Regions from separate parts of the Homo sapiens genome. Here regions 1, 2 and 4 are each linked to region 3. Evidence: chromatin loops called from intact Hi-C (ENCODE). Cell type or tissue: GM12878. All regions are shown on one strand. Region 1 has its middle 28 kb from the start of LINC01825. Region 2 overlaps LOC105376755 (a long non-coding RNA gene). Region 3 has its middle 120 kb from the start of LINC01825. Region 4 has its middle 47 kb from the start of LINC01825.

The links. Hi-C counts contacts between places; a loop is a spot of excess contacts. Peaks named below come from ENCODE experiments on the same cell type or tissue, not always from the same donor. Only the 100,000 strongest peaks of a DNase experiment are listed, where the experiment ranks them.
Region 1: it touches region 3 in a loop (6-fold over the local background); 2 of 110 quality-filtered maps call a loop at or near these places.
Region 2: a loop joins it to region 3, with 6 times the contacts of the local background. A loop is called at or near these places in 3 of 110 quality-filtered maps.
Region 4: a loop joins it to region 3, with 2.2 times the contacts of the local background. A loop is called at or near these places in 3 of 110 quality-filtered maps.

The regions. Positions count from the first base shown.
Region 1 is chr2:195,500,890-195,508,889 of GRCh38, forward strand. No RefSeq gene overlaps it. Among named protein-coding and RNA genes, the nearest start is that of LINC01825, 28 kb to the right of the region's middle. In GM12878, no CTCF peak of the experiment used is centred here; a DNase peak (open chromatin) is centred at 4,992.
Region 2 is chr2:195,333,485-195,341,484 of GRCh38, forward strand. All of the region lies in intron 1 of LOC105376755 (a long non-coding RNA gene), which reads right to left. Among named protein-coding and RNA genes, the nearest start is that of LINC01825, 200 kb to the right of the region's middle. In GM12878, no CTCF peak of the experiment used is centred here; no DNase peak of the experiment used is centred here.
Region 3 is chr2:195,406,248-195,414,247 of GRCh38, forward strand. No RefSeq gene overlaps it. Among named protein-coding and RNA genes, the nearest start is that of LINC01825, 120 kb to the right of the region's middle. RefSeq lists an enhancer at 7,404-7,903. In GM12878, no CTCF peak of the experiment used is centred here; DNase peaks (open chromatin) are centred at 744, 4,134 and 5,124; H3K27ac peaks cover 1,355 bases.
Region 4 is chr2:195,482,458-195,490,457 of GRCh38, forward strand. No RefSeq gene overlaps it. Among named protein-coding and RNA genes, the nearest start is that of LINC01825, 47 kb to the right of the region's middle. In GM12878, no CTCF peak of the experiment used is centred here; a DNase peak (open chromatin) is centred at 4,718.

The sequences.
Region 1 (8,000 bases), 95 kb after region 3:
GACTGTAAAATGATACAATCATCCTGGAAAAGAGTATGGCAGTCTCTTACAAAACTAAAGATGCACTTACCATATGAACCACAAATTGCACTCTTGGACATTTATCCCAGAGAAATGAACATTTACGTTCACACAAACCCTGTACATGAATATTCATAGCAGCTTTGTTCATAATAGACAAAAACTGGAAGCCATCCAAATGTCTTTCCATGCATGAGCAGTTAAACAGATTGTGGTTCATCAAGCCATAGACTACTACGCAGTAATGGAAAGGAATTGATACACTAATCAACTTAGATAGATCTCAAGAAAATTATGCTGAGTGAAGAAAAAGCCCATCTAAAAGTCCATCTTAAAAGGTTACATACTATATAATCCCATTTGTATTACATTCTTGACATGACAAAATAATGGAAAGCAAATTAGTGGCTGCCAAGAATTGAAGTTAGGTGGCTATGCAAGGATAGCATGAGGGTTCCTTGCAATGGAATTCTTCTGTATCTTGACTGTGGTGGTCGTCACATGAATGTACCCAGGTCATAAATTGCATAGGGCAAAATACATAGACAAAATACACACACACCCACAAGTAAGTGCATGGAAAGCTGGTAAAATCTGAATGTGAATGGGTCGTCTCCACATCAGTTTCTTGTTTGTGCTTTTGTATCACAGTAATGTAGGAATTACAATAGAGGAAACTGGATGAAGGGTACATGGAATTTCTGTGTATTATTTCTTACAACTGCCTGTACATCTACAATTATCTCAAAATTAAAAAAAAAGAGTTTAATAAAAGCAAACTGATGGCACACAAAGTTGAATGATCAAAGGATTTTTAGACAAGCTCGGCTGAGCTACTCACATCATTACTACCATTTGAAACAGAAAATTTGCCTTTATTTTGCCTTACTGTGGCCCTTTAAGAAATAAAAGACATGAAAAATAGTATTTGAGAGCTACTTTCTCCAGCTATGCTCTGTGACCGCTAACAGGTTGAGAAATTTGTTTTCGTTAATCATAGGTCTTGCCACACAGGTGATACACAGGTGATTCGGTGCTGAGAAAGCACACGGTCAGTGGTGTCGTGGGCGTGAACCAAGTCCTGGCTTTGTCTCCTGCACAAGCTGTGAAATAGAATATGTGACTTGCCCACTCTCAAAGTCAGACCTGTAAAATGGTGTAAGAATAATATCTAACAGAATTTTGTAAAAATTAACTATGATCTGAAAAATAAAGATAAGTAAATGGACTTCGTAAAGGATTAAACAGTTATTGCTGTGAAATTGGCATTTCAGAGCTTACCTAGCCAAATCCTGAATTTTATGGATGAGAAACCTGAGGTCAAGAAAAGTGAGTGTCTAACAGTAGACATAGAGCAGCTTGTTAGATAAAGAGCGAGGGCTTTGGAAGACCAGTCCCTTTTTCATAAGAGAAAGATTTTAAACATTTGAAGGAAATCACCTGCAATTCTACTTTATTTTAATGTCTTCACTGCACCCAGGAGATTATACATATATTATTATTGTTTCATAAATGAGGACAGTTTCAAAAACCAAAGCAAACTGCATAGGCAAATTCTAACAATGTACTTTAATTTCATATACCTTTTTTTGTCACAGTGTTAGTCCCAATTTGAAAACCAGCAGTTTTTCTTCCCTTCATCTCAACAAAAAGAGAGCAAAGTTCAGGATTTGTAGACATTTGTTTCTAAATTTTTTATGGGATAATATAATCAAGCACCTCGGTAAATTTTTATTCATTAAAATACAAATTCTGTCAGCTTAGTCATTGCCTTTACCTGTGGAAAATGAACTTTTTGTTCTTTTTCCCTTTATGGAAAGCTGAATAGAAATGTTAGGATTTTGTTTTATAGCAGTGTTTCATTCTCCAAGTCTACTTGTCTCAAGACTTTTTATAATGCATTATATACCTGGATTTTTCAAGTTCTCACCTGAGCCAGTAATAAGACGTATATTTAAGGAGGTGCCTTTTTCTGAGCCCCTAGGCCAGGAATATATTCATCTTTATGTACACATGTTCTGATAACCCCATATAACCTTATGTCTTATTCTTTAACAAGTTTCTTTTATAAGCCAGCCCTGCTGAAACAATAACCTTAAGCTCCCTAAGGGTTTCCACTACCATAATGTCAGCTTTCCTGGACTTCATTTTGTCACTACAATTCCCCATGGCTGTGTAATAATAAAAACTTCTACGTGTACAGCACTTTAAATATTTCAAAGCGTATTAACCCATATCAGTTTTAGCCTGTGAGTCCTTGCCCATGCTCTTTTTTTTCTGTTTAAAGGTGAGGTTGAAAACAGAGAGGACAGAGACTGCCTGTGTTCTTAGGGTTGGAACCTTGGACCAAAAAGCAGGGTTCCTTCGGACTCTGGCTCCGTTTCTTCCCTGACTGGCAGCCAGTACTCATGACTTCTTGCTCTGAGCTTTCAAGAAGACTGGATCCGTCACTTTAGAACAGACTCGACCTAGACAGTCTACCAAGGTAAAATCTTGTATCTCAGGAAACCATGGGCTCTCACCTCCTAGGGTGTTCAACCATAAACTGAATGACTAATTAAAGTGGATTCAGTCAAGTGGGTGGTTAGACACGAAGACACGGAAGGTCATTTCTACCACTGACATTCTGTAATTATAACAAAATATGTTTTAAAGTCTAAACTACAATATTTTTTAGTAAATTGCTTTCTCATTTTTTTTCTTCCTTACAAACTATGATTGTTAAAAAGGAAAAAAACAACATGCAAAAGGAATTGAGTAAAAAAAGGCTAACAGTGGCCGGGCGCAGTGGTTCACACCTGTAATCCCAGCACTTTGGGAGGCCAAGGCGGCTGGATCACTTGAGGCCAGGAGTTTAGACCAGCCTGGACAACATGGAGAAACTCCATCTCTACCAAAAAAATACAAAAAATAAGCTGGGCGTGGTGGCACATGCCTGTAATCCCCACTACTCAGGAGGCTGAAGCAAGAGAATCACTTGAACCCGGGAGGCAGAGGCTGCAGTGAGCGAAGATCACACCACTGCACTCCAACTTGGGTGACAGAGCAAGACTCTGTCTCAAAAATAAAAAGCAGGCCAGGCACGGTGGCTCACGCCTGTAATCCCAGCACTTTGGGAGGCCGAGGCAGGCAGATCACGAGGTCAGGAGATCAAGACCATCCTGGCCAACATGGTGAAAATCCGTCTCTATTAAAAATACAAAAATTAGCTGGGCGTGGTGGCACACACCTGTAATTCCAGCTACTCGGGAGGCTGAGGCAGGAGAATCGCTTGAACCCGGGAGTTGGAGGCTGCAGTGAGCCAAGATCGCCACTGCACTCCAGCCTGGCGACAGAGCGAGACTCTGTCTCACAACAAAAACAAAAACAAAAACAAAACAAAAGAAAAAGAAAAAAAGCATAATGGCGTGTAAATGTTTGTCTCAAGAATACTCTCTGCCATTAATAAATTCACTTTTTTTTTTTTTTTTTTTTTTTGAGATGGAGTCTTGCTCTGTCACCCAGGCTGGAGTGCAGTGGCCAGATCTCAGCTCACCACAACCTCTGCCTCCCAGGTTCAAGCGATTCTCCCACATCAGCCTCCCGAGTAGCTGGGACTACAGGCATGCGGGAGCTACCACACCTGGCTAATTTTTGTATTTTTAGTAGAGACGGGTTTCGTCATATTGGCCAGGCTGGTCTCAAATTCTTGACCTCAAGTGATCTGCCCGTTTCGGCCTCCCAAAGTGCTGGGATTATTGGCATCAGCCACTGGGCCTGGCCTACATTAATAAATTCTTCATTGTTTTTCCTTCTACTAGTTACTAGTTTCTCCTCCCTCCAATTGACCCTCTATATTAGTGTTGTCCATTAGAACTTCCTGTGATGATGGAAATGCTATCCAATGCAGTCACCACATCTAGCTATGAAGCTATTTGTGTAATATGAAGCCATATTACACGAAATATGGCTATAGTAACCAAGTAACTCAATTTTTAATTTCATGTCGTTTTAATGAATTTTAATTTAAATAGCCATGTATGGCTAGTGGTTACCATATTTCACAGCACAACCTCATGACCATCAAATTAATAGTCCCCAAAACAACTCTGCTGCCCTGCTTAAAAATTTCTCCTAGATCCCATTTGAGAATGAGAGGTGGCAGAATATGCCACCACAAAATATACCACCTTGGCATAAGGATTCTTTTGAGCTCGAGGCACTTGAAAAGAAGCAGATACAAGAAGAACTCTGACCTTCTTCTTTCTCTAAAGAGCAGAAGATGAAATTGCTATGTGAAAGATGGCCTCCCTATACCAGAAGGAAAGTAACATTCTTATCAAGGATGAGTTGAGGCCAAGAGAATTCTGTACAGCCAGACCTCGTTCAAGATTTCATCTTCCTTTAGCCTTCCCACACAGTTTAGTCTTTGTTCAACCTACTATATAAGCATTTAGGTTTTGCCACTTCTTTGGGTATTCATTTCCTTATGAGGGCTCCCATGTCATGTAAAACACATAATTATGTATGTTTTTCTCCTGCTTATGTCTTACGTCAATTTAATTCTCAGGCCCAGACAAAAACTCTTAGGAGATAAAGATGAAATTTTGTCTCCCATGCAACCACATCGCTGTTTCTCAAACTTCCCTGTCAAAATACAACTAACAGTTGAGACTGGAGAGCATACTACTAAGTCCAGAAGTTTAACTTAAAAACTGGACAAGTTGGAAATTAATTTAATGTTCTTTTTATCTTTAAAATATGTGTAAATTTTGCCATCCTCTACCTGACATAACCAAATTTCTCTTAAGATATAAAGGTTTAAAATATCTTGCCATCAGATAAAAGAACAAAAATTTCCTATGTCCTTCACTGATCAACAGGTGAGAAGCTATTGCACTAATGATACCACTAATGAAACTAACCACTAACAATTTGAGAAAGTTCAGTAAAATGAATGATTGCTGCGGCTGCTGAAACATACATCAGGTTTTATACTTAATCAATTTCCCTTCTGGGTATGAGTGTCATATTTTGAGAACTGAGATTCACCTAAGTATGGGGTTATAATGGCAATGGTTTCGGGTTTGTTTTTTTTTTTAACTTTAACAACTGTGTCAGAATAATAATTGTCAGAATGTTGCCAAAAGTGTTGATGAGTGAAAAATAGTTTTAGGTATTTGCTGGTGGATAAATTTAACCTGTACCAGTTTATAGAGGAGTAAAATCTCTGGTTTCTTATGATCAATGATACAATGTGTTTTACTTTCAAAGGAAAGATTTATTAAATCATTTTTCCAGTGTATAAAGATGGCTGATGTTCTTTATTTTATTGTAAATACAATTTTCATCACATAAAAAATATATGCTAAACTCATTTAAGAATCATTCTTTTTCGGACAGGTGCAGTGGCTCACTCCTGTAATCCCAGCACTTTGGAAGGCCGAGGCAGGCAGATCACCTGAGGTCGGGAGTTCAAGACCAGCCTGACCAACATGGAGAAACCCCGTCTCTACTAAAAATAAAAAATTAGCCGGGCGTGGTGGTGCATGCCTGTAATCCCAGCTACTGGGGAGGCTGAGGCAGGAGAATTGCTTGAACCCAGGAGGCGGAGGTTGCGGTGAACTGAGATCGCACCATTGCACTCAGGCCTGGGCCACAAGAACGAAACTCCATCTCAAAAAAAAAAAAAAAAAGAATCATTCTTTTTCAATAAGATAAATAATACATTTGTAACATGAAAAAATTAATATGGTCTTCACAGAAGAGTTCAATAAGGCCATGTTCTTTATTTTCTATAATTAAATTAAACCACTTTATGAGACCCAATTTCACTGATGGAGGAAGAGCAACGTGCATTTAAATTTGCTGATTAAACCTAATTCACATTTTCTTGCTTAAAACACTCTCTCACAGAAATATTCAGTCAATTCAAAATATACCTTCCTATGAGGGCATTTTTCTTTCCCTCCTCCTTTTTCCTAAGATAGAGTCTGCATTCAAAGTAAGCTTTTCAAAGCTTCATAGCAAGAAGCAAGACCTCTAGTTTATTTAACCTTGAAAAGACCAACAAGCAATTTTTCCTTTGCGTAGGAACTGTGCTTTTGATAGCATTGTCTCTATCTACAATGTTCTTCTATTTTGCTGCAAGATTTCTTGTGATTTTTCTCCTTTGAAATGTGTCTGGTTTTTTTTAATATCATTGCAAAGATAATGGCTACAAGAGGCATCATGTTGTAGATTCATTTACATCTCCTCAATCGCAAGCTCCATATTTTAAACAAACATCTCCTATATATCTCTCTTAATCTAATCTCTTTTAATTTGGTTTTTCTGTGCATTTTCTAGCTGTGTTTGTCGTGGTGCTCCCACCTTCTTTGTTGCCAGTGCCAATGCCAGGGTCAGATTGCTCTAAACTTTCCTTATTACCATGAATATTTACATTGGCTTTAAGCATCCTATTTTTGTCCACTGCTCTATGTTCCTGAAACCGCCCAATGGGTTCTCCTTGCCTACTGCCTAGACAGGGCCAATTTATCAAGACAAGGGACTTGCAATAGAGAAAGAGTTTAATTCATGAAGAGCTGGCTGTGTGAGAGACTGGAGTTTTATTATTACTCAAATCAGTCTCCCAGAGAATTCGGGAACTGGAGTTTTTAAGGATAATTTGGTGGGTAGCAGGCCAGTGACTCAAGAGCACAGATTGGTTGGCTTAGAGATGAACTGATAGGGAGTTGAAGCTGTCCTTTTATGCTGACTCAGCTCCTGGGTGGGGGCCACAGGACTGGTTGTCAGGTCCCAGTGGGGACATCCCATTGTCAGAAATGCAAAAACCTGAAAAGACATCTCAAAGGCCAATTTTAGGTTCTACAATAGTCACGTTATCTTCAAGAGTAATTGGGGAAGTTGCAAATCTTATGACTTCCAGAATAATGGCTGGTAATTATTTAGAATTCAAGCTCCTCTCATCCTAACTTGGTAGCCTTTCAATAGTTTTACAAGAACAGTTTAATTTGGGGGAAGGGCTATTGTTTAAACTATAAACTTAATTTCTTCCAAAGTTAGCTCTGCCCACGCCCAGGAATGAGCAAAGATAGCCAACATGTGAGCTACAGACAAGATGGAGTCAGCCATGTCAAATTTCTCTGTTTGACAGTTTCCTGCTGTAATTTCCTCAGTTATAATTTTTGCAAAGGTGGTTTCATTCCCAATTGTCTTTATAATTTTCTGTTATTATATGATTAAAATGTAAACTGACAGGAAAATTATCTAAAACTTCCATACAGTATCACTACTTCTGTATTATCAGAGAATACACTGCAGGAAGTCGAGCCAAGCATACCAGTGATCACATGTTTACAGACTAATCTTCCTTTGGCTGTAGTTCTAGAAGAAAGTTGATCAGATATGTGGACTGTTTGTGTATTTGTGTAGCAAACATTTTCAAAAAATAGTAGTACTGACTCATAAACTGGTAAACATGTGTTTCTCAAAAAAATAAAATAAAATAACTCTTGGTGAGCCTTCCAGGACTCATGGAGGAGGTTCATTTTTCAGCTAACCTGCCTCATAGACTAGAATCTGCTATGTGGACCTGCAACATTAACCAATGTAGTAGACACTGTCAGGCTGGAGCCAAGGAAGGCCTTTTTGCCCCAGCTTTTTCAGCTGTCAGGTCCTTCAGGGTCAGGCACAGCTGCGAAGAGCCTCCTTGTCTAGGTCAATGCCCTTCTCAAGAAGGTCTACATCCAATGACTGATACATGGAGGCTGGGTCATTTCAACCCCATGCAGAGCCACACTGACAGAGCATCTTTAGTTCCAAGTTTCTCCATGGAGTCTGCAGAGGCTATCACAGGGCCTGCTTTGCCACTTGACTTCTCTTCCAGCTCAATCCTGCATCCTTTCCCTTCTTGCCACAGTAAACTTCCTACATGCTAATCTCAGTCTTGGTGACTGATTTCTGGAGAACTCAATCTGCTGCCACATAAGCTCACTTTC
Region 2 (8,000 bases), 73 kb before region 3:
ACCAATTTTGGAGACAACTGCATCAAACATACCCCAGCCAGATGGAAATCTAAATCTTATAAGAAACAAATTCTATAATCCACTACTCACTGTCAGGAAATTCTCCTTTATGTTTAAACTACAAAGCTCAGGCTACAGATTAAGCCTGTTTCCTCTAGTTCTATTCCTGGTGGAGGAGAAAAACAGATGGACACAGTCCGTCATGTAGTTGAAAACAATAATTAGGTCACTTCTTTCTCCAACATAAGGCAGAAAAAAGTTCTTTGGGTATTTTTGTATGTATTTTATTTCCTAATCATGTAAGTGGAGGCCTTCTGTGCAAAAAAATCAGCTGGTAGGCAATGCTTGTTCTTAGGAGTCTCATCTTCCAGGTATCAGCAACCTCATGTTCCCTCCCTGTTTGTCCCTGTCTGAAATACCTTAGAATCATTGCAGAAGAATATGAGATAGAAATGAGAGGAACAAGGGCTTCATCAGTTAAATGAGCCTAGTGCTTCATTTTGGCCTGAGAGCTTAATGGATCTGCAGTGAAGCAACAGTCATACAGCACATTGAGATACCAAGTGAAAGAGGTGCAAGTTCCTATTAAGGAGTCTGAGCAGTGAAGAATCTACATAAGCAATAATGGGAACTGCAGGTGTGCATTCAGCATCTGGGACTTCTATCTCAAGGCAAAGTGTTTTTCATTTCAGAAAAGCTGAAGGGCAAGAATGGCCATTGGAATAAAAACTTAAATTGGGTCTAGAATGGAGAGCAATCTGAAGACCTCAGCCATATGGAGAAAGTGTAAGAAAACTTGGAGAACGTGGAGGTATTACCAGCTTCCTACAACCTGCATCAGAGGTTAACACAGAACACAAGGGAGGAAGGCAGACATCAGTAGCAGAGAGCTCACATTTGGTTCACAGACATTCATGCCTTGATGGAGCCAACTTGATAAAAATTTACCATGCAGGATTTCAATCTTAATTAAGAATTAAGCTTTTCAATTATGTATTCATATTTTTTTAGTATTTACCACAAACATCTACTATGGAAATAGCAGTGAGAAAAACAGGGGAAAAAATTCCTGCTTTATGGAGCTTACATTCTAGTGTGACAAAATATAAACAAGATAATAAGATACATTATATAGTGATAAATGCTATAGTGAAAAAACACAAAAGTATGGCTTTTTTTTTTTTTTTTTTTGGCAGCTGCAAGATTTCATAGAGTGAAAACAGAGCTCCCATACAATGGGAGGAGACCCAAAGGGGGTTTCCACCGCCAGTTCAAATGCTTGGGTTTATATCCCGATCATTGTCCCTCCCCCTGTGCTCTCAGGCGATACATGATTTGACTATTTCTTTACCTCCTGCTTTTAGTCTAACTGGTATTTTAGTGAGCCCTCTTTACTACCTGATTGGTCAGGTGTGAGCTGAGTTACAAGCCCCATGTTTAAAGGTAGGTGCTGTCACCTTCCCCAGCTAGGCTTAGGAATTCTTAGTCGACCTAGGAAATCCAGCTAGTCCTGTCTCTCAGTTCCCCTTCTCAACAGGAAAACCCAAGTACTGTTGGGGAGGTTGCCTGACGACCGCTCTAACTGCTTCCTGCTGAATTGGGGTGTAATAGGGGTCATGCAGTTGAGATTTCCTCTGGAGAGGTGCCTTCGATGTCATGAACATTGGAGCATGGGCTAGCAGGCCAGTCCAGCAGTCCACGGTAGATCTTAGTCATGGGCTGCATCTGGGGCTCCATTTGAAGAACGATTTGTAGTTTTACAGTTTGATTCTGGAAGAGACAAACTTAACAAGGAGGTTAAAGATACAGGGATTGAAATGTATGGCCTGAAGTGTAGGGGATTATTTCTTTGGCACACTTCACAGGCCCTTGATAGTTTTGCAAAGGCTTGGCCCAGTAAATGATTTGACCATCTGATGGGTGCTATCAATGTCTGAGTAAAAGGTTTGGTGAAGGATTTTAAGTAATTTCCACTGGTTAGCTGCAGGCAAAAGTATTTTTCCTTCTTTGGTGGCTAGCCATCCTGAGGGGAGGAAACTATGTCCTTGTGAGGGTCCCCATTCTATTTCTTCGGCTGAGTACTGGGGCTTGGTTTCCTGGAGGGGATTACCCCATACTAGGGGTCTTTCTATAAGCTTTTCTAACAGAGGGTCCCGCCTTGTGGCTCTTTTGGCTTCAATATCCACTTGCCGGTTCCCTTCTATTTCCCTTTGTTTTCCTTTCTGATGACCCCATCTCTTCAGGTTTCTGTACAGCCAATAACAATCTCTTAATGGCTTCCTGATGTTTGATAGGAGTTCCCTCAGAAGTTAGGAATTCCCTTTCTCTCCATATTGCTGCGTGGGCATGGAGGACTAGGTAAGCATACTTAGAGTCTGTATATATATTTACCCTTTTTCCTTCTCCTAATTCTAGTGTATAATGGCCCCTGGTTTTGCTAGGATGTCTCTCCCTAACAAAGGAGTGGGGCTTTCAGGCATAATTAGAAAGGCATAAGAAAAGAGTAAAGTTCCCCAGTCACAAGTAGTGGCTGGGAGAAGTATCTAATGACTGCCTGTCCTAGGACCCCTCGGATAGTGACAGATCTGGAGGACAGTTGTCTGGAACAAGAGAGTAAGACTGAGAAGGCTGCGCCAGTGTCCAGGAGACAGTTAGCGTCTTGGCCCTCAATGGTCAAGCATACCCGGGGCTCTGTGAGGGTGATGGCATGGGCTGGCGCTTGCCCCGGGCACCCTCAGTCCTGCTGCTGGATCATCTAGTTAGTGGCTTCTGACTCAGAGGACCTTCGTCCCCTGGGGCAGTGGGCCTTCCAGTGATTCCCTTAACATAAGGGGCATGGACGAGGGGGCGGCTTATTTCTATTCAGACAATCTTTTTTAAAGTGTCCTTGTAGACCGCACTGGAAGCAAGCCCTATTAAGCGTTTGATTTGCCCAGCCTTTCCCTTTTCCAGAGCCTCCAAAGTCCACTTGCCTGAGGGCCATGACTAAAGCGGTGGCCTTTTTTCTTTTATCCCATTTGTCCCGTTCTGCCTGCTCCTCCTGATCTCTATTATATAAAACCAAGGTTGCCAAGTTCAATAGGGTTTCTAAGTTTTGCTGCGGGCCTAAGGTGGACTTTTGAAGTTTTTTCTAATGTCTGCAACTGACTGAGTGATAAACTTATCCTTTAAGATTAGTTGACCTTCAGTAGAGTCAGGTGACAGAGAGATACGCTTCCTCAATGCCTCCCTTAGTCTCTCCAGAAAAGCAGTAGGATTTTCTTCCTTTCCCTGTGTTACAGTGGACATCATTGAATAATTTATAGGCTTCTTCCTAGTTTTCCTTAGTCCTTCTAGCACGCAAGTTAGCAAATGTCTGTGGCACCAATATCCATGTTCTGATTCTGTGTCGCAGTGAGAGTCTACACTAGGAACTGCCTGCTGGCTTGTGAGGAATTGCTCTCCTTCTTCTGTTGTCATCCTATTATTGACCTGACTGAGATACCAGAGATCGCCAAACTCTTGGGCTACAGTTATGGTGGCACTTCTCTCATTTGGGGTTAGTGTCTGATCTAGCAGTAACATTGTATCTCTCCATGTCAGATCAAAGGATTGTCCTAACCCTTGTAAAACACCAATATAGTCATCAGAGTTATCTGAGAATTTACCTAGGTCTATTTTAGTTTGCTTCAAGTCTGACAGGGTAAAAGGTACATACACTCTGACTGGGCCAAATTCTCCAGAATACATCTTAGTGGAGTTTTTCCTTGCGGGGAACGTTTCCCATCTGAAAAAAGAACATATGGATGCCAGCAGCCCTAGTCATTTTCCAATGAGCATTAGTCATAGAGCATCCTTGATGGTCCTAATGCTTATTCCTTTCCAGGGTGCATAACCACCCATGGACCTCTGCTTATCGGATTAGTTACGCTCACCGATGTAGCAGTCCTACACCTGTTTTCCCGCCTTTCTTGACCACAAAGAAAGGGGTCTGGGCTGCTGGATTCTAGTGGTCCTTTACCACCATGCCTAACATTGCCTTTGTGCTCAGGGGTGAGTTCTAGAGCTGGGCTGGGTTCCTGAGTATTTCATAACAACCCAGCTGCCCCATCAAGATGCATTCCCATAAACAACAATTCTTATGCAAATTTGTTTCAGAGGGGGTGTAGGTAACCTTTTGAGTCAGGATTGAGATAGAGTTTCTTGATTCTGTAAGTATTTTAAGGCTTGGCTGAGTGCAAACAGCTTGTACCTTTGAACAGACCAATTATTAGGCAATTTTCCTAACTGCTTCTATAAGAGTTTCCCTATCAGTTACTGAATACCCATTGTGGTTTTTTGTTTTTTTTTTCAATCACCCAGGAGGAACCATCTATCATCCTGTCCTGAAGGGAGTTTCTCCTAGGTCTGGTCGGACTTTTGTATGGTAGTTAAGATTTAAATCCCCTGTTAGGAAATCTGCCAGGTTAAGGAAATTTTCAGTGGTTAATGTTAAGTCATCTTTTTCTAACGGAATAGCCCCATACTTTAAGATTTTTGAGTTAGTAAGCTACCTTTCTGCTTTTTTTACTTAGGATAGTTCTGAGGTGTGCTCACAATGAGGTTTCCTCTAAAAGTTATTTTTCTACTTTCTTCTGCTAGCAAAGCAGTTGCCTCTACAGATTAAATGCATTTGGGCCATCCGTGGGTTACTGGGTTAAGGATTTTTGATAGGAAGGCTACTGATTGTCAGTGTCCTCAGTGCTTTTGGGCTATGCCCTTGTTTATACTGACAACAAGGTGGTATTGGAGTGTTACAGGGTCACAGAGAAGATGTTCAATTATCAATTGTAGGTTTTAAATTTACCCTGGCTTTTAAAGGAATAGGGTGCACTGTTTTTTTCTTTACTACTTTTATCTCTCTCTTTCTGTCTCTGCCTTTCTCTTTCCCCTCTCTCTCTTTCCTCTCTCTCTCTTTCCCCTCTCTCTCCCCTCTCTCTCCTCTTTCTTTGACTCCCTCTTTTCCTCTTTCTTTCCTCTCTCTCTTTTTCTCTCTCTCTTTCCCCTCTCTCTTTTCCCTTTTTCCCTCTTTTCTTTCTCTCTTTCCTCTCTCTCTTTTTGTAGATGGATTTTGGGAACACAGCAGAAGGATGTTCGCTCATTGCCCCCATTTGCCACTATAGGAATATGCATCTCCCTTTAATTTACTCAATTCACTTTCATCCTGATCTATCATGTTGTCATAGACCTAGTTCCGTTTGTTAAAGTACTGGGTTATCAGTTCTAAGGTCCTGGCCAAGAAGCCAAGGCTTGGAGATTGTATTGCAGAGGGGTAAGCAGGGTAGCAATTGGGGGAGGAGAGCATCTTACACAATGGGAGAGCAATCCTCATAGCCATTTACAAACTTGGGGCCACAGCTCAGAATAGAACTTGGGGCCCTGGCAAGGGTGGTGAGGAATGGGTCCCACATAACTGTCCATGTCAAGAGCTATATACCTAAATTGGGAGGGGCACCAGGGACAAGACTCCCTGGGTTCATAGCCTAGTTGCCTAAGGACACCACATAGAGCTTCCTTGGATCCCTTTGAAGATACCACTTGCTCTAATACTTAGGAGAGGAAGTGAAAGTCTGAAGCATTAGTATCTAGGAGTCAGGGATCAGAGAAAGTAGAATCAGAGGTAAGGAGAACTTGGGGGCTACACTTTCAAGAAAGTTGTGGTCAGGACCCAGGAGGTATGGGTCAGAAGGAGAGGTAGGGGTGCACACATGGGCAACTGATGAGTAGAGACTTCTGGCTGCGCCATGATCTCAACCAGCCAATGCCAGGAGTTCGGGACAACAGCTTTCTGCCTCTAGTCAGCCCTTGGCTTCCCCCAGGAAACTGTGAAAGTGGAAGCTGCTTCCAGGCAGACCAATGCTCTCAACCCAGAAGGGTTGGGGGTTGTTAGAAAGCCTTTCCCCAGGAAGCCTCACACCTGAGTCTTAAGTCCGGCAGCCACACTAATCGTTTTTAACTGGCCAACAGGTGCCCAGTATTTTCCTCCAACTCTAAGGAAGGATAGGACAGAATAGCAAGCCAAAGTGGTCCAATATTACTCACCGCTTTGGAGAATCACCATACGGTTGCCACCAAATGTTACAGGTGGGTCTTTGTTCTTAGAGCTCACAAGATGGTGGCGGCCACTCCCAAGATGGAAGCAAGCCTTTTGTTCTCTGATCTGGGGTTCTTGGCCTCACGGAATCCAAGGAATGGAACCTTGGTCCATGCGGTTAATGTTATAGCTCTATTAGAAGCCGTGGGTCACAGAAGAGAACCGTGGAACCCAGTGACTAGTGTTCAGCTTGATTAGGACAAATTCCTGCACTTAGCCGTGCAGGAACAATGGCAAGCCTCTAGCCCAAACGGAAGCGGCAATGGGTGCCTCGCTGGATCAGAAATGCAGCAGACACCCTGCCAGATCCGGAGGGGTGGAAGTCAATGGCGGGTATGCGACGGCGGCAAACAGCAGTGGTGGACAGTGAGTGAAAGCTCAGCTCGAGCAGGAACAAACACGGACCAGAAAAGTGTGCAGCTGCAAGATTTAATAAGTGAAAACAGAGCTCGCATACAATGGGAGGGGACCCAAAGGGGTTTCCCAAAAGTATGGCACTTTAAGAGTATTCAAAACTCACATTTTACTTAAACCACAAGAATAAAGTTCCTTTAAATTCATCATGGCAATGAACTGAATGAGGAGGAACTTGGGGAAGAGACAGACTCTGTAGTGCTCCCAAAATCTCAGAACACAGCCGGCCCTTATTGCTACCCTTAAAATCTAATTTCTCTATCCACCCAATCAGAGTGGATTAGATCATAATAATGTATTATATGATAACTAGAAGGCTTTGAAACTATTAAATACTATACAAACAAAGCTGTAGTTTTTTAATGCAAGGCCATTACTCATTCAGGTGGAGCATTATTAACTATAATGTCACTTGTATCAGGCTGCTGGATTGTATCTTTACCCTTTCCTGTTTAATACTTTTGTCAACATCCTGGATGGAGATATAGAAAGCATGGTTATCAAATTCACAAATAACACTAAGTTGAAAGGCAGAGCTAATATGTCAGATGACAGAATTTAGATTCACAATGATCTTGACAAGGCAGAACACCAAGATGAAACCCATGAAATAAAATTAACACACATGCTATAATTAAAAGACAAACAAATGCCCTGCATGTGTACAAGACAGGAGAGGCCAGGCATGACAGCATTTTTATTGAGGGGGGGAAGGGGAGAACTAGAGGCTTTAGTTGATCTCTAGTTGAACATCAGTCAATATTTTGCTACACAGCTGCAGAAAAATTGTCTTAGGCTGAATAATAGAGTAATATCTAAATCAGGATAGGCAATATCTATCTGGAAAAGAGTATTCATCCCTGGGTGCTATACTTAAGAGCAATATTAAGAAATTTTTAAATATTCATGGAAGGATGGCAGAGAGGAAATACATACAGTCCTCATACCATATAAGGAATAGCTAAAGAAATTGCTTGCTGTAGAAAAGAGAGCTTACAGAAAACTAACACATATTTTCAGATATTTTAAAGGGCTATTACTGGTAAGAATATCTCACCATTTTTAAACATATTAACTGTATGATATCAGAAAAGATCACTGGCCTTCAATGCCTCAACTTTTTAAATCTACAAAATAGAGCTAAGATTATCAATTCTATAGCACTATTGTAAAAATTAACAATGATATCTCTAAGGTGTATAGTACATTATATGGAACATAGTTTACACTCAACAAAGGGTGGGTATTTTTACTCTCTATTTCTCTAAAAGGCAAACTAGGGCTAATAGATGAATTAGGCAGAGCCATGCCACAAAAGAAAGAAGGACTCCTAAAATAGCTCCTTCCCTTGAATTTTCCATGAAGATGTTAAATGACTATCAGAAAATCTGGGAAGAGATCCGTCCATTGGGTGAAAGTTGCACTAGACAGTTTCTAAGTTCTCCTCACTGCTTAAGTTCGTTTCCAATGTTAA
Region 3 (8,000 bases):
TCTTTACTGCTGTATTCCTAACACCTAGAACACTATCTAGAAAATAATAAGTGTTCAGTAAATATTTATTGAAGGACCCATTATTATTATTTATTATTATCATTATTATGATCAGTGTCATGGGCTATATAACTGCAATAACAGCACAATATGAGGCAAATATTAATTAAGTAGCATTAAAGTGTATAATATGCTCTCAATCCAGTTTTCTTGAAAATTAATTTTCAGAGTACCTGAATCAGACTCATTTTTGGTACTCATTACATCAGAATTGCCAAATCAAAAGAGAGTTATTCCAAGAATTTAACCTTTAAATATATTTCACCTTTTCTTCCTTCTGTTTTCATATAATCCAGAGTCTTGTTTACCAACCATTTGAACATTCTACTACTTAAAGTAGTATAAAGTTTTGTTATAATTTGGATGAGGCGAAGATAAGGCTAAGGAGAAGATAAATTTTAAATTCAAAGGTTGGCTCTGAAATTAATTTTATTTTCTTAACTATGTGTACATGGATTAAAGCCAGAAAAAAAATTTATAACCCAGTTGCCATATATCTGAAGTCCAAATATTTTCTCTGGCCCAGAACATTTGTCATAATTTTTATGAAATGATTTTTCTAATTTTTTTCTCACTTCACTGTTTTTAAGACAACTTTGGATAACATGAATTCATTAGAGTTTAACATTTGTGGTCAGCTAACAGGCTATCATTCAAAAGATATCTAGGAAACCACCTATATGTTACAAAGAAAGATATACTTTCAGGCCACGCACGATGACTCATCCCTGTAATCCTAGCACTTTGGGAGGCCGAGGTGGGCGAATCTCTCGAGCCCAGGAGTTCGAGACCAGCCTGGGCAACAGGGTGAAACCCTGTCTTTACAAAAAACACAAAAATTAGCTGGGTGTAGTGGCATACACCTGTAGTCCCAGCTATTTGGAAGGCTGAGGTGGGAGGATCGCTTGAGCCCAGGAGACATTGCAGTGAGCAGAGATCTCACTACACTCCAGCCTGGGCGAGAGAGTAAGACTCTTTCTCAAACAAAAGAAAGATAAACTTTCACAATCAGAAAATAGAAAATACGGCATTCAAGCAACTGCCTCATTCTCATCCTAAACGATTTCACTGCACTGTGGACCTACACTAGGTTAAATACGGTTACAATTTCAAAACTGCAGCAGCAGTCAAGGCCACCCAGCTACTCCAGAGTTCAGCCTCAGCAGGAAGGGTATTCAAACCCACTCGCACACTAGGTCTTTAGCTCTAAGTACAGTGTCAGTTTAAACTCCAGTTCTTATATGTTCTGGAGGTCAGAATTTGGAAATGCTTATCTTTACGTAGATTATATAATTTACTCAACTAAATCTTAAGCACAAATAGTTTTATACTGTGATCTACCTCTTGTCTACCTGCTCTTAAAGCTGGGCAGAGGGATGAGTGAAGAGATCATGGGAACAAGTAGCCCCAAATATTAATAACACCTGGAAAAGGATCCACAATAAGTGGAGTAGAGGGTGGTCAAGGGAAGCCCCTGCCTGACTGCTTAGCCAATGTTTCTTTCCTTTCGCTCACTGACCATAATCTTGAGGCAGCACAGAAGTGAAAATCTGCAAACGATGCTGTTATATTGGAAGTGATTTCTCTAGCATCAATACTTCAGGTATATCAAAAGGAATCAGCAAATGCCTTTCACAAATGGTAAAGAGAGGAGGCATCCAGAGCCAGGTGATGAAATAGATGCTTAGTCATGCCTATGAGACAGCTGGGTGAAACATGAAGACATCACTACTAGACGATAAATTTTTTTTTAGGAACATATATTAGAAGCCAGAATCTCTTCAAGAAAATGGGATATAGGACAATCAATATTCTACTCTGAAAAAGAAAAAAAAACTCTTTATTCCTATGAAAGAATCATTAACTGTAACAGAACAACAACTCTGTGATAAACATCAAGATTTCATATCCACAGTAATGCACACACTTTCATGGTGTTCTCTGCAGCCTAAATTGTCTTTGTTCCAGTTGCTATTACTTAAATAAAGCGGTCATGGTCTCCCTGTCTCAAAAGACACTTAGAAGCCTGCAACACCACTGTCTTCAGCAGCCTGCCTCACCACTCCCAGAGGCAGCAGATGCCTAAACTAGAAGGATTATAGCGGCCTTTAATTTCTCTAATGACAGCACTTAGACCCTAATTGTCCAGGCAAATAATGCATGCTACAACCGTGGGAGCAAAGGCTCCTTTTGGTCTCTTTCCTCCCAGTGTTTTCCTGAAACCAAACTGAAAGAGGAGAGCATAGCAGTTATGCAAGGTGGACTTGCCCTGAAACAGAATAATGCCTTTCTGGGGTCATGACTGCCTTAAGGATACTTGATCACAGAATGGGAACAATTTTCTAAGTCCTGCAATTTAATTAAGCCTCATTAACCACTATATAACAGTCACCTGGCCACTGGTAACTACGACTCTTAAAATCTAGTCTTTTAAAAATGCAGAACATTTCTATCTAAATATGTTCTTTAAAAATATAGAGCCAAAGTTTTCATAAGAGACAGGACCAGCATAAAGACAAGAAAAGAAGAACATAAAGTACCATGTTTTTCAAGAAAAAGAAAATAAGGTCTGTTCCATTACATGTACAGACAAAGTGAAATTAATCAGAAAGAGAAATATCCCTGTGGACAAGGGTGCTTGTAAGAGATTCTATAGTAACAAATTTCTTATCCCCATTTCACAGATGTGTAAAATGAGATTACACAACTTGTTCAAGGTCACATAGCCTGTAAGTAAGGATTCAAATCCAAGGACTTGATTTCAAATTTCAGGACTATCTCTCCTGAAAATGGTAGGATTTGAACTAACTTTTGAACAAGTAAAGAATTTATAAAAGTTAAGAAATTAGCGGGGAAAAGAAAATAAACAGCAAAGCCACAGAAGTAGACTGGAATGTCTTGGAAGGATAAAATAAGGGGGATGGAACAACTTAAATGGAGGATTTAGCAAGAAATCAATTAGAAAACATGAGAACCAGAAGAGGACCTCGAGAGAGAAAAACGAAGAAAGCAGTAGTTTAGGGAAACTGATCTGATAGCTATGTGTTTGAAAATAATGCCCTTTGTTGAATACCTCCTATGTTTCAGACAAATATTATTTTACCCAACCTTCACAACTGATTTGGAAATACAAGTACTCTTATTATTATATTATATTATATCATATTATTATTATTACTTTTCTTTTCCTGACAGCAAAGCTTCTCTGGGTGTGGAAATCCCATAATATTTCTCTAAATCTAAGCACAAAAGTATAATATAACCAACACTCAGATAACAGGAAGCAGTAAAAGACCTTTTGTGTTCATATTTTTCAACCCAACAATGATCTTCAGAAGAAAATTCTAGACAAAAATTGCATTTTTAAAATATAGAGCTTAAAACATCAAATTATGTGCCATTTTAAAGAACTGTTGTTCACAAATCTACATGTATTTAGTATGCAATCACAAAACTGTGTGAACAAATTGATTTTATAAATAGAAGCTGATTAAATAGTGTAATTAGCTTGGAGTGGATAAGTACTTAATGAAGGATCTTATTCTAAGCATACTCTTTGAGGAGAAAAAACTAATTGTCGTAAGAATTGAACCAAATCTTGTTCATATTAGCGTTTTAGATCAATTCAATTCAATAAATATTTACAGAAGACCTACTATGCTAAGTATTTTTTAGTCTTCGGAACCGTCAGTCCCTCCAACAGTCCCTCCAACACTAATGTTTATGTTTTGTACCTTATCGGCTGCCACCCCCTTCCTGTCTTTGCAAAGTGTTTAGACTAGGGTATACCTGGCTTAAGCCGATCCTTAGCTTGCCCTGTAACCTATAACAAATTATGGCCTGGCTCAAAAATGGAAGCTTTATGAATCCCCTGCTGGCCTATTTGAACTAAGAGACTACAGAAAGTTGCTCAATAGTGATGAAAGCTGAAAGACCTAGATCATGTACAGTCCATCCTAGAACAGTGTGGGCATTTGTGTCACCAGATTTAGAGGAACTGCTCTGACAGAGAGAATATGAGATAGAAATGGGATAGGCCATGCATCCCCTGAGGGAGAAGCAGATGAAAACGCTGTGTTTCTAATGTCTTCTCAGTTCTAGTTCCCAGGAGTCTTATACATACTCTATGCCTGTATTTAGATATCACTGGTTGTCTTCACCATAACCTCTGTTGGGTGCTTTTCAGTGTTTCTCTGTTCCCTTTCTTAGGCAAAATATCCTTGATACCTGCTGTGATTCAGCCTCTGAACTGTCATTCCAAGAGTTCAAAGATGACTTGGAAAGTCCCTTTTTTTAAAAATCTTGCAACCAGTTGGATAATAAATACAGGTATATTTCAAATATAACACAAAACAGACCATATATAAGAGTACAAATACAATAAAAGAACAAACGAAAGAATGTCTGGTTCAAATTAGTTGTATTGAGAAGGCTTCTTGAAGAAGGTTAAATTTTCAATGGCTCTTAAATAATGTTAGAGTTTCCAAATTAAGGAAAGTGGAGAATTATATTCTAATGCAAGGAAACAGTGTTAGCAAACATGATCTGAAATGACTTTACTAGGCAATGCATGTAGAATGAGAGAATTTAAGAGGAGATAAACATGGCACATCCCATAGAATTTGGAAATTATTGTGTAGCCCATGGAGACTTTTATTTAGCGAAATTATGTTATTAACATAAGGCTGTAAAAAGCTTAAAATTTAGTATTTAGTATTCACTAGGAGTGGAGGAAGTCAAGACACCAGTTATTAGGCTAACTGATTATAGTAGGCCTGATTCTAGAAGTATTTAGAAGACCTAAAAGTTATTTTCTGGATTATATGTATAAGCAAAATTCAAGGAAATCTGTTTACTAGGACAAGGTTCCACAAGTCTCAGGAGAAAAGGTTGGAAAAGGAAGAGGATGTGCCAGGAGGAGAGGAAGGGCAAGGCAGTGCAATATTTAAAGTCTGTGAGAAAATAGAAACTGAGAATGGCAGCCAAGGACAACAGAGTTGAGAAGCAGAGTGAAATTAATTAGCCTTAAGGGTCCAAAGGAATTCAGTTGTAAAGTAATTGCAGTGGTTTACGTTTATAGCAGAGGAACAATTTTGGAACCCACAAAAATTATCAGTGTATCAGGGTGACTCAGTTTGGTCAGTGAGTAATCAGACCCATGAAAAGCAAATGACTGCATTGGCTATTTAGAACTCACCGGCCGGGTGCGGTGGCTCACGCCTGCAATCCCAGCACTTTGGGAGGCCGAGGCAGGCAGATCACGAGGTCTGCAGATCGAGACCATTCTAGCTAACACAGTGAAACCCGGTCTCTAGTAAAAATACAAAAAATTAGCCAAACGTGGTGGCAGGCGCCTGTAGTCCCAGCTACTCGGGAGACTGAGGCAGAAGAATGTCGTGAACCCAGGAGGCGGAGCATGCAGTGAGCCAAATCGCACCACTGCACTCCAGCCTAGCAACAGGCTGAGACTCTGTCCCAAAAATAAATAAATAAATAAATAAATAAAAACATAGAACTCACTTTAGCTATATTTCTTGATCCTGGGAAAATCCCTGCACAACCTAACTCCTTTGAAGGATATCAAAACCATACTATAATAAATATGAGACATTTATATTTCTGAAAAGGCACTAATGCCTTTAAAGTGAAAAGTGTTATTCTTTTTCCCCTTAGTAGACCATGATAAATTGTATTAAAAATTGCAAATACTCTAGCAATCTAAAATTTAAAATATCAATCTAGATATCATATTATTTATGAAGCAATCACTAGAAATCACTTGACCTCTTTCTGCCTTTTCCAAGTGGCTTGAACAATCACTTGGTACATGGTAGTGCTTAACTTACTTAGAAATTATTCAACTAAGTATATTTATATGCTCTAGGCTATGAGGAGTCGGGCATTGATAAGGGAGTTAGCCATTAAAAGATACATTCCTTTATTGTCTCCTCATTCATTATTTTGTTCTCAGATAAAACAGTAATCTCCTACAAAACAATCCTATGTATGAACTGAAGCATTGTTTTCTTTCAGGGGTGGAGGATGAGAGGAAGACTGTCAGCATGTTGTTCTTGATATTTTACATTATTTGGAAAACTATGTTCACTCATTGAAAAACATTTGAACTAACATATAATGTAGATTATTAAGAATTTGATGAACCAAGAGTATTGAATAGCCTGGGTATTTAAAATAAAAATAATGAATCAAAATAGGGAAAGAAACCCCAATCATAACAAAATAAAGGAATGGTAAAAGTCCCATACTATGAAAAATACCTGCCTACTAAATCAAATATCTTTAGCTGACTACAAATATCACAAAGTACCATATATCTTATATGAGAGTTATATGAACATTCTGCCTAACAGTATTACATTTAGAAAACTGGGATGAGAAAAAGAGACTGTGAGTATTGACCATGGGCAAAGTAGAAAGCACAGTGTCAATGGGCATGCAAGTAACTTGATACAGTTGAGGAGATACCAGTTTTCAAATCAGAGTTAAGCTATAAACTCCCCTTCTTGTTAGCTGCATAAAATTCAAGAAAGTACTTAATCTCTCAAGTTTCCATTTCTACTTATGTAAAGTCAAAACTAGGAGTACTAATATCTATCTCACAGTGTTATTTTAAAGATCATATGAAATAGATACTGCTGGAAATTCCTTGTATAGAGTGAGTACTCAAACATACTGGTTCCCAATTTCTTACATCTACAGCATCATCACTTGGCCTTCTAGGGTCAGGCCTACAATAATCACCCTATAGAGCTGGGTAATTTTAACTACGGAGAATCAACTCAAAACTTGTATATTTTCCACAAGCCCTCCTTAAAATCTATGATATGAAGTGGGCAGAGCAAGATCTATTCGGCATTGGTGGATGCTGAATGGAAGCATCCACCAACCATCCTCCCCACACAAACACCAAATTTAACAACTATCTACACCAAAAAAGCACCTTCATGAGAACCAAAAATCAGGTGAGCAATCATAGTACCTGGTTTTAACTTTATATCGCTGTAAGAGGCACTTTAAGAGCGTAAGAAAGACAGTCTTGAATTGCCAGTCTGCCAGCAGCAGTCATGTGGTGCAGAGAGAGAATCTGCATTTGGGGGAGGAAGAGCACAGCAATCGTGGGACTGCATTGGAAGGCAGTGCTGCCAACACTGGACAGAACTCAGCTGGTGTCCATGGAGCAAGCATTGAGACCGACCCAAGCCAGACGGAAATCACCCAGCCCAGCAGTTGGAACTTGAGTTTTAGCAAGCCTCACCACCATGGGCTAAAGGGCTCTGGAGATCTAAATAAACTTCAAAGGCTGTCTAGACCACAAGGACTACAACTCCTATGCAATTCATAGTGCTGTACTGGGTTTGGAGCCGATGGACTTGCGGGGGCAGATGACCTAGTGAGACATCAGCCAGGGAGGCTAAGGGAGTGCATATGCCACCCCTCCCCCAACTCCACGCAGTGCAGCTCACAGCTTCAAAAGAAGCTTCCTTCCACGCGAGGAGAGAAGAGGAAAAAGGAAAAAGGACTTTGTCTTGCAACTTGGATGCCAGCTCAGCCATGGTAAGATAGGGCACTGGGCAGAGTCCTGAGGACCCCATTTCAGGTCCTGCTCCCAGGGAACATTTCTAGACCCACCCTGGGCCAGAAGGGAACCTGCTGCATTGAAGGGAAGGACCCAGGCCTGGCAGGATTCATCACCTGCTAACTAAAGAGTTATTAGCCCTAAATAATCAGCAGCAGTAACCAGGTAGTATTACCAGGTATTAACACATGCAACGGGCCTTTAATGAGACTCTGAGATGTACTGGCTTCAGGTGTGACTCAGCACATTTACTGTTGTGATGCCTACAAGGAGAGACCCCTTGTGCCCAAGAAAAGCAGAGAGAAGAGTAAAGGGGACTTTGTCTTGAGCTTACATACCAGCT
Region 4 (8,000 bases), 76 kb after region 3:
AAAATGACCTTGACTACCGTAATAGTCAGGGTTCTTTGTACCTAACAGAAACTGACTCTACCTAACTTAAGCAGAAAGAGAATTTACAGGAAGAATATGGTGGAGCTCAAAGAATAAAATAGCCAGAAAGGACAGGAGCAGAATATCTCTAGCAATCTAGGTAGCAAGAACTAATGGGCATTCTGCCTGGACACTATCATTGGGTAAATCCACTTTAACTGCTTTTCCATCTAAATTAAGTCTAGGAAAAATCTGATTAGCCTACCTTGGTTACTCACCTAGAAGAGTTGAGAACCCTTTGACCAAGGTTGCTTGTAATGTGAGAAAGAGAAATTGAGAAGTGTTTAAGAGGAGAAGGAGAAATGGATGTTGGGTTGCATAAGTAAGTAAATAAATAAATAAATAAATAAATAAATAAACATCCTCTTTAAGTAAGCTCATATCACAGTATAATACATACTCTACGTATTTTTGGAGAGAAAGTTTTTAAAACTTGCATTTCACTTAGCAATGACTTTATATAAAAGGCCTGGTGAACTTTTTAAAATGTTTATTAAAACTACAATTAACCTAAGTAAAAGTTTTTGACACACTAAAAAACAGTTACTGACCGGGCGCAGTGGCTCATGCCTGGCCTGTAATCCTAGCACTTTGGGAGGCAGAGGCAAAAGGAACACTTGAGCTCAGGAGTTCAAGACCAACCTGGGCAACATGGTGAGACCTCATCTCTATTTAAAATTAAATAAAAAACTAAAAACAAGAAAAAAAAACAGTGACCTGCAGATTCTCCTATATTTGCAAGTTAGCATGAATATTTTAAGTAGCTCCTGAATGTACTTTTGAACTTTTATAATCTAAAGAAACAGATATTTGTGCACTTTAAGAATAAAAGTTCAAAACTTACATTTTGAAATCATGCCTTGACATTGTCTCACCTTACACTGTATTACAATACAGGCTCTAGGACCGTGGACTGTTTTCTATGAAAATATGTTCAGGACTCTTGGATGTGTGATCCCAAGAAGGATTTAAAGCTGTAATCTGGGCTGAGCACAGTGAATTATGCCTGTAATCCCAGCTCTTTTTGAGGCCAAGGCGGGAGGATCACTTGAGCCCAGGAGTCCAAAATCAGCCTGGGCAAAATAGTGGGACCCCTATCCTACCAAAATAATAATAATAATGATACTTCAACTGTGCAGACATTTCTTATAAAAATTCATTCTCAATTTTGCCTATTTTAGCTAAACTTTTGCAAATACTACCTGATCAGAAAGTCTACATCTAATTTATGATTTTGAGCTTGGAAATTAGGCAGCATGAATTAGGCAGAAAAAATAAATTTGAAAAATTGTACAGCTCAGATTCTGAGGTTGATTTAGGAACTACTATTCAAGCCACAAGATAAAGATTTTGCAGTTAATTACTAAAACATTTAATACTTCTGGGCATGAATAAAAGTATAAAAATGTAGTACTGATCTAATATTTTCAAAAACATACTAAAGGCACCATTCAATGGAGCAGACATTTAACAATAATCTTCTGCCAAATTCTGGGGCTGGAAAGATGAATAAGACATAGGTGCTCCCCCCCTTCCAGTCACTCAAAATTTAGAAGCCTTGTAATATATAATTGTAATTTTATATGGGAAGCAATAAAAGAATTACGTACATGATGCTGAAATAGTATATAGAAGGAACGGCTTCTTAGGAGATGGATGTTTGATTGACTTTGAAAGATGAAAAGGTAATCAGAGTGGAAAAGACTTGCCAACCAAGAAAACAAATAATAAAGGCCTTGAAATAGTAGGAAACATGGAGAGATATAGGAAAGGCAATAAATGTGCTATTGCTAGAGCATGACTTTGAAGTGACTACAGAACTAGTAGCTAGACTCAGGGCCATATCAAAAATGCTTTTTATGCTATAATAAGGAATTTTAACTTAATCTTACAGGTCAGCATTTCCTAAGCTATCTACCCTAAGAACAAAAAGCTCCTTTGAAGAATTTCTATAAATGTTCATGCTCAACCCAATAAGCCTGAGAAATACTGCATACTAAAATTCTACGTAGTAGACATTACAGGTGAGGGCCAACATCTATTTCACCACCTTTTCAATAAAGTTTCATTGCAGCTTGAGGAACTGATTCCATCTGCAGAGAAGGGCCCTGATGAGTCTAAGCAAATACAATATGTCTCCCTTGCCCAAGATTGATTAAGGAACTGTGACCTAGGCCAATCAGCACAGGACATTCTCCTGGTGACAGTTACTGGTCCAGAGTTGGACCTAAACTATTACAGTTGACCCTGAAACAACATGGAAGTTAGAAGCATCAACCCTACACACAGACAGAAATCTGCATAGTACTTTTGTCTTCCCAAAAACATAACTGCTAACAGTCTACTGCTGACCAGAAGCCTTGCCAATAATACTAAGAAACTGTTATTTTTAAAAATCATAGAGAAGAAAAAATACATCTACTACACATTAAGTGTAAGTGGATCATCATAAAGCTCTTCGTCCTCATCATCTTCATGTTGAGTAGGCTGATGGGAAAATAGAAAGGGAAGGGATCTGTCTTGCTGTCTCAGAGGTGGCAGACTGGGGAGGAAATTCAAGTATAAATGAATTCAAGCAGTTCGAACCTGTGTTGTTCAAGGGTCAATTGTACATCAGACTGAACAGAAGTACTATTGTTCCATGATTGTAGAAAAACACTCTCTTTCTCTCCCAGAAGGCTTAAGTGAGAATAAATACAGCTTAAATGCTATAGGAAATGGGCAATGATCCTATGACTACAAGAACCAACCTCAGGATGATATAAGGGTGGATGGCAGAGCAAAAGGTGAAAGAACCAGTCTTTGATGCCATCATTGAATTGCTGGATCTAAAGAGAAGAATAAGACCTCATTTATGATGTCAACAGGGTCATTCATTCTTACAGGGAAGAAGGCACATATACAGTAATTTCAAAACACTTTAAAAAGTACTATAGTAGGCCAGGCAAAGTGTCCCACACATGTAATCCCAGCACTTTAGGGGCCAAGGTAAGAGGATCACTTGAGCCCAGGAGTTCAAGATCAGCCTGGGCAACATAGTAAGATCCCATCTCTACAAAAATAAAAATTAATTAGCAGGGTGTGGTGGCATGCCTGTAGTCCTAGCTACTTGGGAGGCTAAGGTGGGAGGATCACGTGGCTGGGAGGTCAAGGCTGCAGTGAGCCGTGATCACAACACTATACTCTAACCTGGGCGACAGACCAAAATTGTGTCTCAAAAAGAAATTAAAAAATAAAAATAAAATAAATGAAAAGTACTATAGTAAATTTTAGTACAGAAATGAAAAAACAAAGAAGAAGAGACTGACTCTCCTCTTTGTTTTTTGGCTCTCCTCTTCTTTCTAGTCAAGGCCAGAAAAAGCTTTACATGCGTTTCACCTAAATCTTGAGTAATGTACAGGAGTCCACAGTCTACAAGTTCAATTTGTTTTCATACACTGATATATTTAGCATTTTATATTATAGCCAAGTGGTCATAAAATTATGAAAAGTAAAATCATTTTTAAATGGAGGTGCTGACAAGTTGCATATGAATTTAAAATGCATTAAACATAGTTTATGATTTAGTCTCATTATACATAGTAGGATTGAAAAGGGAGTTTTTTAGATCTAACAGTCTAAGAAGACATAAAACACCTAGAATAAAATAAAGATTTGGAACTACTCATGCATATTTTTTTCTGCATTTTAAACAACATACTGTCATTGTAAAAATCATGTGATTTTATCTCCTATTTTTTCAGTTTTGCATTTATATTTTATTTTACAGATACCATTCTATACAGTGGAATTTCACTATTTGCCTGAGTTTAATGCCATTTCTCAAATACCAATAGCCAATCATGATACAATTTAAATTGCTTGAAAAGGATTTTGTGATGGGCAATATAAAAGGCCATGGGGATCCTTTGAATATGTAGTCGAACTTTTTAGTTCTCATTAATACAATAAGCCTTGTAATCACTGTTCAGCGAACTATACCTTTAATGTTGAGTTATCTTCCCATAAGTAAAATGTCAATTGTGCCATAAATGCCATTTGACTTGGGTTTTGTTTCTGCTTAAAAAAAGGGTATACAAATTATAATTGATGATATCATTTATTGCCTGAAAACACCAAACCTAGCAAGCTTTGTTTCCCCACCTAATGATTTAAGTGTGCTCTTACCCAGAAACATTCTGAAGAGTTTCTCACCACATAATAAAACAAAGTGTTATATTATCCTTATGACTTGTCAAAACCGAGGAATCGGAAAGAGACAGCCTGAAAAGGAAAACCACATCAAAGTTGTTTTACTTCCAGGAAAATGATTTGATCATTTAAAAATTTTAAAACTATTTTTCATATTTAATTGAATTTTTTAACCTAAGTTGTTGGAGATTGAAACATTCTCATCTATTTTATCTTAGCAAAATGAAGATAAATGTAAAAATGCCATGTGCATTCTTTATTTAAAATGACTCTTCTTTGTGGAATAGAGGCTTTAGACATAAAGTTCTTCATCTGTAGCAATATTTTGACTATCTTTATGCTGGAATCTTTATCCTGACAGTTGTGCAGCTGTACAGGTTTGCAGCTTTCTGAGCTAAACTCAAGAGGCTCTGAGTCCATGCCAGCTGTCTTTCAATTTCACATCAACTCTCTTGGTGCTTTGTCAGTTTAAAGCTTTTGCAAAGTTTGCAGGGCCTGAATTCATTAGATAAGGGAAATGAGTCATCTAAATCTTACCCAACCTCAACTGCCATAGACACTCACTATTGTAAATTTCCTTCAAGATTGAATTGGAAAATAGACCCCATGGGTTTTTGTCAGTGTTGGTATTTGATGATACCCTTGTAACAGCAGCTGCTGAAGCTGTGTGTACCTCAATAAATTCTATTTTAAATTCCCTTTCCTTCATATTTTATATATAAAATTGGAAGGCAACGGCTGCAATAATAAGGGCAAAAAGGTCATTTAAAGTTCAGTTCACCAGGCACATGATAGGCAACTCATCACAAAGGCACTTTTTAAAAATAATTATGGTTATTAGAAACAAAATCCATCTTGTTTTTAAAGAATTCTGCAGCATCTTAAAACAGGTAAGAAACAGATTGTCAGGGATAGTTAAGTTGGAACACAAAGCTTCAACAAACACAAGGATTTGACAATTCCTCTGGGAGTGAGGAGCAGCCTTATTATCACAAGCCATCACATTGATCTGTATTTTGGTACAGGAGGATCTTAGATCTGCAGAGACCCAGCCCTTACCACATGTTATTAGAAATATTTAAGTGCATGCCTGTATTTTAAACTGAAAGGGGGAAAAAAAACAATACTACATGGAACAGAAAAAAAGTATCGATAACATTCTGTAAGACTATAAATAAATGAGTGCTTCATCCCACAAAGATTAAAATCTGTATAAATTTTGCCTTCTGGAAGTACTTTCCAAGACATTGAGGAAAGAAAACATGAAGTATCAAAACAGGAGAAATGACAGAGAAATAGAAATCGCCTGCAGTAGAATTTCAGGTTATGTTAACCAAATGACATTTATTGCCCATTGCTTTTCTACAACTAAGTCATTACAGCACAGTGTGACCTAAAGCATGGTCTTCAGAATTAGAAAGAGCCACTTAGAATGTATATGATCTTGGGGAGTCTATTCTTACTTTCTGAGCCTTAGTTGCCTTGTTTGCAAAATGGGGATACTATCCAATTCATGATGCCATGAAAAATACTGCATGTCAAGTATCTGGCATATAGTTTATGAGCAAAAAAATGCTAACTATTAATTTTTAATGGCCCTGTAATCCCAGCACTTTGGGAGGCAGAGGCAGGTGGATTACAAGAGGTCAGGAATTCGAGACCAGCCTGGCCAACATGGTGAAACTCAGTCTCTACTAAAAATACAAATATTAGCCTGGCGTGGTGGCAGCACCTGTAGTCCCAGCTACTCGGTAGACTGAGGTAGAAGAATCACTTGAACCCGGAAGGCGGAGGTTGCTATGAGCCAAGATCGCACCACTGCAGTCCAGCCTGGGTGACAGAGTGAGACTCCATATCAAAAAAAAAAAAAAAAAAAAAAAATTAATGGATGCCATAGTGTAAAAACTTTGTAACTGTATTGTTGCTGTCTCAATTTATAACCCAGAGTAATTATTAAACCTATTCCTGGGAAATTTGGGGAAACTAGAGTGTCTATTGAAGTTCTCTTTGTGTATACCACTCATTGCCCTCTTGTGATGGGGAAGGAAAATACATGTAATGAAGAATTTAAGACATCTAACCAGTCAACTAGATACTTACTAGAGAGGCCCACAAGCTCTAATAATGCTGTCCAATAGTGCTTTCTCCAATGATGGAAATGTTCCATATCTGCACCATCAAATATGATAATGACTACATACTTGTGACTACTGAGCATGTGAAATGTGACTAGTGCCAACTGAGTAAACAAATTTTTATTTTATTTCAAATAATTCAAACATAAATAGCCATATGTGGCTAACACTGTCATATTGTGTAGCACATCTCTGATTGACACTTTCATTAGAACTTCTTAGGGAACATAAGAGAAAAGTAGATCTGAGTGAATAAAAATTCAGTAAAGATATCAAAAGGCCTGTTCCCTTAATGCAATCCCTGGATCTTTAGAAACATGTTACTTACTGAGCTGTGATGCATCAAAACTTCTAATGGAATCAGCAGGGGCTTTGCCAAGTAATATGAGAGAAGTGATGAGCTACTCAGATAGTTCTGCCAAAGTGCGGTGGAGAGCTCTGCCCAAGTGTGGTGGAGAGCTCTGCCCAAATATGGCAGAGACAACTGTCAGCTGCTTGATAAGATGAAAAATAGCAGGACTCTTTAGAACTGCCATTGTCATAAGCTTTCCAAAGAGGTATCCCTGAAAGAACCCAATGCCGACAGGAGCCACCTCCAGCAGAATCAATGCTTGACAATAAACAAGGAGTCATTGTTAGGGTTGGTTTGCAAAGACACAGTCACATCTTGGAAATCCTCGTCTCCTCTACTTTCAGTTGGACGTTATCCTTGTAGAAAAAGGATATGTGACCTAACATATGTTAGGATGTAAACTAACATATTCATAGGTTCTAGACACTAGGACAGCTTTAAGGGGCCATTATTCTGCCTAACCCTCACATACACACACAGTCCTACTGTAACAAGCAGACAGGATGATGTTTTGAGTCCCCAGGGAACAATGTCAGCTTAGACCCTATTTCCAACAATTAACAAAATATTTGAGTACTCCCCTTTCCAAAATATATGATTATCCAAGTAAATGGTCATAGGTCCCTTTGAGTAAGGAATGATGAAAGTGTTACTCCTTATATGTGCTATATTGCAGGATACTTCTTCCTAAGAATTTGACCTCCTTTCAGTCAATGGGTTCTGGATCTAAGAACTGGCTCAGGTCTGTCAACTGAACAAAAGATTATGACATTAAATTGCAGTGGCTGCTCTTAGCTTCCTAATCATTAATACTTGATTTCTTTTGGTTGTATAGATTGTAAAATACCATTGTTGACTACCCATCTGTTTTGCCCTTGGGAACATCATACTCTATCTCCACAGCTCACTCTGGGTCAGACATGCTTGGCTTCCACTCTGACCTTTGATTGTTACAACAATTGTATTCACCTTGCTTCTGATAGTTAAGTGCACGACCTGACTTCCGTTATTTCAGGATTATTTCATGCTCTTTACTCTTCATGATCCCACTTCTATAATATCTTCTACTGTCAGCCCTGGCCTACAGAGGAGTGCCACCACTGAACTCAAAACAAAGCTAGCCATTCTGATTACTGCAGTTCACATCACTATGGCTAATAGTTTCTTTTTTTTTTTCTTCCAGCAAGTTAAAGATGTCACCCCATTGGGTTTTTTTTGTTTTGCATATTTTCTAGATAAGAATTGTGATTTATTGTATTTGT